2 separate regions of the Homo sapiens genome follow, and region 2 is linked to region 1. Evidence: chromatin contacts called from ENCODE Hi-C or POLR2A ChIA-PET data. All regions are on one chromosome and are shown on one strand. Each heading gives the region's core, a stretch centred on a gene start or an enhancer-like site at or near the end of the contact. The rest is flanking DNA. Distances are from core to core; before and after follow the strand shown.

What was found. A loop is a pair of places that touch in the nucleus more often than their neighbours do. ChIA-PET counts read pairs that join two places held with the same protein, here RNA polymerase II (POLR2A). Pooled maps may share reads with other maps.
Region 2: a map of OCI-LY7 shows a loop between it and region 1 (4-fold over the local background). The contact joins two enhancer-like sites. A Hi-C loop is called at or near these places in 13 of 168 maps with a recorded cell type or tissue (B cell, CD14-positive monocyte, CD4-positive, alpha-beta T cell and 7 more), 22 of 37 single-sample maps with no recorded cell type and 17 of 50 pooled maps. POLR2A ChIA-PET finds 5 or more read pairs at or near these places in 24 of 52 experiments (A549, B cell, CD4-positive, alpha-beta T cell and 18 more).

What each region holds. Positions count from the first base shown.
Region 1 is chrX:19,803,208-19,806,561 of GRCh38, reverse strand. All of the region lies in intron 2 of SH3KBP1 (SH3 domain containing kinase binding protein 1), which reads left to right. Among named protein-coding and RNA genes, the nearest start is that of SH3KBP1, 83 kb to the left of the region's middle. RefSeq lists an enhancer at 3,080-3,354. Within about 2 kb of position 1,306, at least 4 of the 41 ENCODE cell types and tissues checked have a DNase peak (open chromatin) inside an H3K27ac peak, as active enhancers do; they include CD8-positive, alpha-beta T cell, OCI-LY7 and natural killer cell, where a contact is called at or near this core.
Region 2 is chrX:19,839,433-19,842,944 of GRCh38, reverse strand. All of the region lies in intron 1 of SH3KBP1 (SH3 domain containing kinase binding protein 1), which reads left to right. Among named protein-coding and RNA genes, the nearest start is that of SH3KBP1, 46 kb to the left of the region's middle. RefSeq lists an enhancer at 2,729-2,778. Within about 2 kb of position 1,889, at least 5 of the 41 ENCODE cell types and tissues checked have a DNase peak (open chromatin) inside an H3K27ac peak, as active enhancers do; they include CD8-positive, alpha-beta T cell, OCI-LY7 and natural killer cell, where a contact is called at or near this core.

The sequences.
Region 1 (3,354 bases), core at 57-2,556:
TAACTGTTAAGTAATTGGTACCAGTCTAGTGGGTTGTTTTGTTTTTGAGATGGAGTCTCGCTGTGTCGCCCAGGCTGGAGTGCAGTGGCGCGAACTCGGCTCAGTGCAACCTCCGCTTCCCTGGTTCAAGCGATTCTCCTGCCTCAGCCTCCCAAGTAGCTGGGATTACAGGTGCACACCACCATGCCCAGCTAATTTTTGTATTTTAGTAGAGACAGGGTTTCACCATGTTGGCCAGGCTGGTCTCGAACTCCTGACCTCAAGTGATCCACCTGCCTCAGCCTCCCAAAGTGCTGGGATTACGGGCATAAACTACTGTGCCTGGCCCAGTCTACTGTTTTGTAGACTGCATTTTTCACCTGCTCAAATGCTTTTCATACTTTTTCTATAGTAGTGTTTATTTTTTGAGAAGATATGAGACATAAAATAAATGAACCATATTAAGTACATGACTGGAGAGGGAGACTGTTACATTGGATTAAGAAGATGCTTGTATCCATTGGTTTTTGTTTTTCACCATTAGGGGAAGAAAAACACCTTCCCAAGAGTACCTTTCTTGATACACCAAAAGGTTGCTGGTATTTGGTAATGATATATTCATTGAGGGAAATACCAGGTGAATGGAGAGTTCTTCAACCATTAGCAATAACTGAGCACCCACTGTGTGCATAGTTCCTTTATCTGTACCATTCATGGGACTGCATGTTAGATGAGGAAAACAGCAAACAGCAAATTTTTATATAGCACTTCCCAGGGACCAGAGACATTAAGTAAGTTGCCCAAGGGAGCACAGATTGTAAATGGCAGGTCTCGACGTGGGCTGGTGGGTGGCTTAACTCCAGAGTCTGTGTTCTCTCACCCCTAATTGTACTATGGTATAGCATTGTCTGGGTGGCCTTGGCTATGTTCACAAACCTCAAACCAGACGGTAATTAGCATGAGGGGCACCCAAATCTGTCAGGTTCGGAGAACTTCTGGGAGTCTTGGCTGAGCTCTGTGATAGGGTACTGTGAGGTGTTTTTTTTTTTTTTTTTTTAATATGCAGCCATGTCTTAATTGAAACCACAACTTCCTGTGGATGCCTTATGATGTTATTTGAACAAGGGAAATAAGCACATGAATCTTTAAAAAGTTTCAAGTATGTTGATTTTTAAGAATGGATGCAATTAGTAGTTCTCATTAGCTCCACAAATTATTTACCGTGGAATGCTTTGGTTCCACATAAAGCCCTTTAACGCTAAAAGATTTTGCAGGTTCTGCTGCTTTGACTATCTAGAGCTGATTTCGACTGGCAGCTTTAAACATGCGCAGTAATGCAAGTGCCGATGCTGCCAGCACAAATGGAACAATGTATTGCTTTAATTTAAAAAACAGGCTTTGTCTCATTTTTGACTCCCTTTACATTTAATCTGACTAGTCATGTTTTCTAGGAGGATGGTGAGGGTGAGAGCAGGATTTGACTCTGTTGTTCATCAATAAAGATCCTGGAAAAAACTGGAATGTGAATTTTGATTGTGCCCTCCCATTTGTAAAGGGGAAACAAACAAAAAACAAAAACCCTAGAAGATTCTGAGGCCAGACGACAGTGTAGCCTTAGGCTGCCTAAACTCAGATGTGCCCTTCTTCCTAGGATCTTGTTAAAAGGCAGATTGTGATGGCAGCGGGTGGGGGGGGGGGGGTAGGGTTTGGGCTGGGGGCGGGTAGGTTTGGGGAAGCTGAGATTCTGCAGTTCTAAGAAGCTCCCAGTCGATCCTCCTTTTAGTAGCAATAATTTCTGACACTTTAGACCTAGCTCTCTATCTTCTGGCTGTGTGGATCACCTGGGGGAGTTTAAACAACACAGTTTCTCACAGCCACACCAGACCTATTGAATCAGATCTCTGCAGGGGTGAAACCAGCAGGTATTTGGGGAAAAAAAAAAAAGCTATAGAAATCATTTGATAATACATCTGCCAGCTTTGTTTATTGGGGATGGGGGAGTAATGACAGCTTTGAAAACTTCACTGTTGGAATCAGATTGAGATGTTTAAAGTTAAGCTTTTTGACATCCTAAGGGCTTCCACTCCAAAACTACATGAGCTATCTTAGCAGCCACCCATCTTGGAAGGGAACTCACTAGTTCTTTATGAGTATGTCCAAACTGGCTTAGATCAGAGAGAGTGGAGGAAAAAAAGAGTACTTAATGGTTAGCTTGCTGACCTGCCTAGCATTAGATAATGTCTGTGAAGGCCCCTGGAGTGCCTCCAGGGAAGCCGGGGCCCAAATATGGAAAAGAGAAGTCATGATTATGAGGTAGGAGTTGCAATTACCATCGTGAATATTTAAAGTGTTATTTCAGCTCTTTCCTACGCTCCTGGGTTTGGGGTTTCATTTCTTTTTCCTTTTTTTTTAATATGGATTCTCACTCTGTCGCCCAGGCTGGAGTGCGGTGGCGCGATCTTAGCCTACTGCAACCTCTGCCTCCCGAGTTCAACTGATTCTCCTGCCTCAGCCTCCCGAGTAACTGGGATTACAGGCACCCGCCACCATGCCTGGCTAATTTTTTGTATTTTTAGTAGAGATGAGGTTTCACCGTGTTAGTCAGGATGGTCTCGATCTCCTGACCTCGTGATCCGCCTGCCTCGGCCTCCCAAAGTGTTGGGATTACAGGCGTGAGCCACTGTGCCCAGCCTGGGGTTTCATTTCTAGCAGTGTGTGGGGAGCCAGGACAGGTTAGAAAGAAGGGCCAGGGGATGTCTTTGTTGTGATAAAGCAGATACCACCATGGAGTTTTGCCACTTTCACGGTATGATTTTATTTTATTTTATTTTTTTTGATAACTGAGACACCCCAGCAAGTGTCTTCTTAACATTTCGTAAATCTTACTATTAATCTTTTCCCCTGAGGTCAAGCAGGAAGATAAGACACCAGGTAGAGACTTAGCTTTCGCCCTCCTCAAGCTATTGTGTCTCTCTTTTAACTTGGAGTCTTTCTTTAAAACCAAGTGTTTCCCAGTGTTGCGTGTGTGACTTTTCTTAACTCCTTACATTATCTAAGGATTAAAAAAATAAGGGGCTGGGTGTGGTGGCCTATGCCTGTAATTCCAGTGCTTTGGGAGGTCAAGGCAGGAGGATCACTTGAGACCAGGGGTTTGAGACCAACCTGGCCAACATAGCGAGACCTTGTCTCTACACTAAATTTAAAAATTAGCCAGGCATGGTGGTGTGTGCCTGGCTTGGCACTTGGGAGGCTGGGGTGTGGGAGGATTGCCTGAGCCCAGGAGTTAGAGACCAGCCTGGACAACATAGTGAGACAATGTCTCTAAAATAAATAAGGGAAACCTCACAATCAGAAAAATAAAAAAAGTTGGACATT
Region 2 (3,512 bases), core at 640-3,139, 36 kb before region 1:
CTAAGGTAGCAAAAAGGATTTATCAGAAGGCATTGGGGTAGTTTATAGGGTGGAAGGAGAAGCTAGAGGATCAGGTCTGAGAAAGATGGCAACTGGGCAGCTTCAGGGATCTCACTTCTGAGAGCCCTGGTGGGGGAATCTGCTCCAGCCGTCTCCAGTGTTTGTCACATTGCTTTGATCACAGTTGGGTCCTATGTCATACATTGGCTGGCAGAGGGCAGGGCATGTTGATGGACAGTCCCATCAAACTATCTCATGGTGGAGGGGAAGTTCCCCCAAACAGTTCCCCTCCCTGCATGGGGAGTGTTCTCCTGCTAGGGCACAAACACAGTCTACCACCTCAATGACCGACAATCTACAATAATAAATTCTTAAATATATATTGTTTAGACTTTTAATTTTAATATTATTATTTTTTTGAGATGGATTCTTGCTCTGTCACCCAGGCTGGAGTGCAGTGGCATGATCTCAGCTCACTGCAACCTCTGCCTCTGGGGTTCAAGCTATTCTCCTGCCTCAGCCTCCTGAGTAGCTGGGATTACAGGCACGTGCCACCACACCCAGCTAATTTTTGTATTTTTAGTAGAGACAGGGTTTCACCATGTTGGTCAGACTGGTCTTGAACTCCTGACCTTGTGATCTGCCCGCCTCGGCCTCCCAAAGTGTTGGGATTACAGGCGTGAGCCACTGCGCCCGGCCAATTTTTATTTGTAAAAGCTGTACTGAGGTATAAAATTTCACCCATTTTAAGTGTACAGTTTAATACTTTTCAAGTAAATTTACAGCATCCTGTAACTCTCACCACAATTTAATTTGAGAATATTTCCGTCACCCCAAAAAGATTCTTCATACCCATCTGCAGTCCATCCCCATTCCCATCCCCGGCCCTAGGCAGCCACTGATTGGTTTTCTGTCTTTTTAGATTTGAACATAGTTTTTTTTTAAATATGTTCCTGACTGGTGTAACTTTTTCTGGGTATTCTGGAAACTATGTTATACATGAAAGAAAAAAAGAGCCCCCCCCCACCCCCCCGCCCGCATCAATGGTGTGAAAGTCTGTATCTCGCTGGTCTCAGGTTTCTCTGCTTTCTCTTTTAAATCCTTCCTTCTCTCCAGTGGACCATAATTTAGGAGAACGTAGCCCTGGGCTTGATGCTGCCATTATTTACCTCTCAATGTCTCTAAGCCTAAGTCATGGAACCTTCTAGGCCTCAGTTCCTCATTTGTAAAATTCAGGAAAAAAAAATAGACTAGATGATATCTGATGTTCTTTCCATCTCTAATGATCAGTACTCATGATCTTTTTTGGTGAAGTCTGTTTTGGCAAAAAATTACTTCTTGATTTTCTATGCCCTTCAGAGGACTGAAACAAAACACTAAAATTAAAAATTTATTCTTCAGAATTCACAGAACACAATAAGTGCAAAAGCAGTAAGTGTGTAACATTTCTACTTCTGAAATGATTAAAGCTTACTGCACTGAGACCTCTGTGACATTGTGTATATGTGTATACAGCGGAGGAAATTAATTGGAAACTTTCATTCTCCTTCATGCTTTCTGGTTTATTCAAATATTTATTGAAGCAGACAGGATGCTAGGTGAAGGATTTAGAATCCTGGCAAAGATAAGGGCTTTTCCCAGATGAAGGTTGCAGTCTAGTTGGGGTAAGTCAGTGTGAAATTATAGTGAGGTGAACTGGTCCTAGGAGACAGGAAGGACAGTGAGCAGAGGGAGGTAGGGAAGGACTGGGTCACAGAGCAGGGCCACGGATATACCACCGCCACCACCACCGCCATAGTGAGAAGCTGGCCCTGAGAAGCTGCTAGGCAGCTGGCTTAGCCAACCCACAGTTAAAAACCACCCATTTCGTCTTTGGGGGAGGAGACATTCCAGCAAGTTTGAAGGTAGAGATAGGGGAGGGTGAAGTGTTTTGCATTTCTAAGCAGATCTCTTATCTCCCCTGGCTCTATCTTTTTGTAACATGGGGTTAACTGTAGCATTGGTTTTTGCAGTGACTGTAGATGTAGCAAACTTGTGGAGGCTGGCCTTTTGGCACAGCACACAGCTGGAGGGTGGTATTTTTCTGACAGGGAGATGTTCTTAAGTTTTGTAATTTATGGTGTCTTTAAATATGGGATTTTGTTTACTGTTATCCTAATTACACCTCTGATGTATTTTATTTAGCTTAATGTTTTAATTTTCTGCTCATACCCAGAGGTAATTTCTCAAAGGGTACCACTTTAAAAAAATCATAGGTAATGTTTCATCCTTCCTGCAGTTACCTGCAGCCTCTCGAAGGCAAGGAAATGGGTTTTGGGGGCATAGACTTTCTTCTGGGCTCTTGTGATATAATTTTGGCTGTGTTTGTATCATCCAAGATCTTCACCACCTGTTTGCCAAGTATTATCCTAAACCATTCTGTTCTATAGAGACGTGATACAAGCCACATGTCATTTTAAATGTTCTAGTAGTCACATTAATAAAATTTTAAAAAGGTAAAATTAATTTGTATAATATATTTATTTAACCCAACAGATCTAAAACATCACTTCAACATGCAATTGATGTGAAAATAATGAGCTATTTCACATTATTTTTTTCTAAACAAGTCTTTGGAACTTGGGATGTATCTTATGGCACACGTCAGTTCAGACTAGCCACATTCCAAGTAGTCATTAGCCACATTTGCAGTGACACTGTATTGGACATCAAAGTTCTAAACCTTTCAAAGGCTTGCAGAGGGCACTGGAAAGAGCCCTTAGAGTGGGTAGGAGAGACATATCCTCATGATTTATGAGCTCTTAACAAAGCCACAGGTTTCCTCTTCTTAGAGAAACCTGATATGTAAAAAAAATTCATCTTGACAGGAAAGGTAAAGCAGGAAGTAATTATTCATGTTACAAAAGAATTAACCACAGGATCTTTTAAATAGCAAGCTCCCTTAGTGCACGGAAGAATATGACTCAATTTGCAAAATGTGATTGACACTTGACATTTTAGTAGCACCTTTGTTGGGCTGGGAACGGTCTATCATCATAAAATGCAAGCTGAGTGGTCAGTTGATCAAGTCTTTATTGAGCACCTACTGCATGTCATGGATGCTTATAGGGGCCCCAGCAGAACTAAGGGTGATCCATACCCAGAAGGCATTCAGGGGCTCACAGGGAAGACAAGACACAGCTTGGGATTGCCTCAGTGGCAGGGGCCAGAGAGGCCTTGGGTCTAGAAGAGCTTGGAAGGTGATGTGGAGGCAGTCAGGACCTAGCTGTGGCCAGAAGGCAAGGAGGCTGTGCATGATTACTTAAGTTTAAAGAAAGGGCAATGGCCAGGGTGGTCGCTCACGCCTGTAATCCCAGCACTTTGGGAGGCCAAGGCAGGCAGAACATTTGAAGTCAGCCTGACCAACACGGTGAAATCCTGTCTCTACAAACAATACAAAAATTAGCTGGGCATGGTGGTGTGCACCTGTAGTCCCAGCTACTTGGGAGGCTGAGGTGGGAGGAACACTTGAG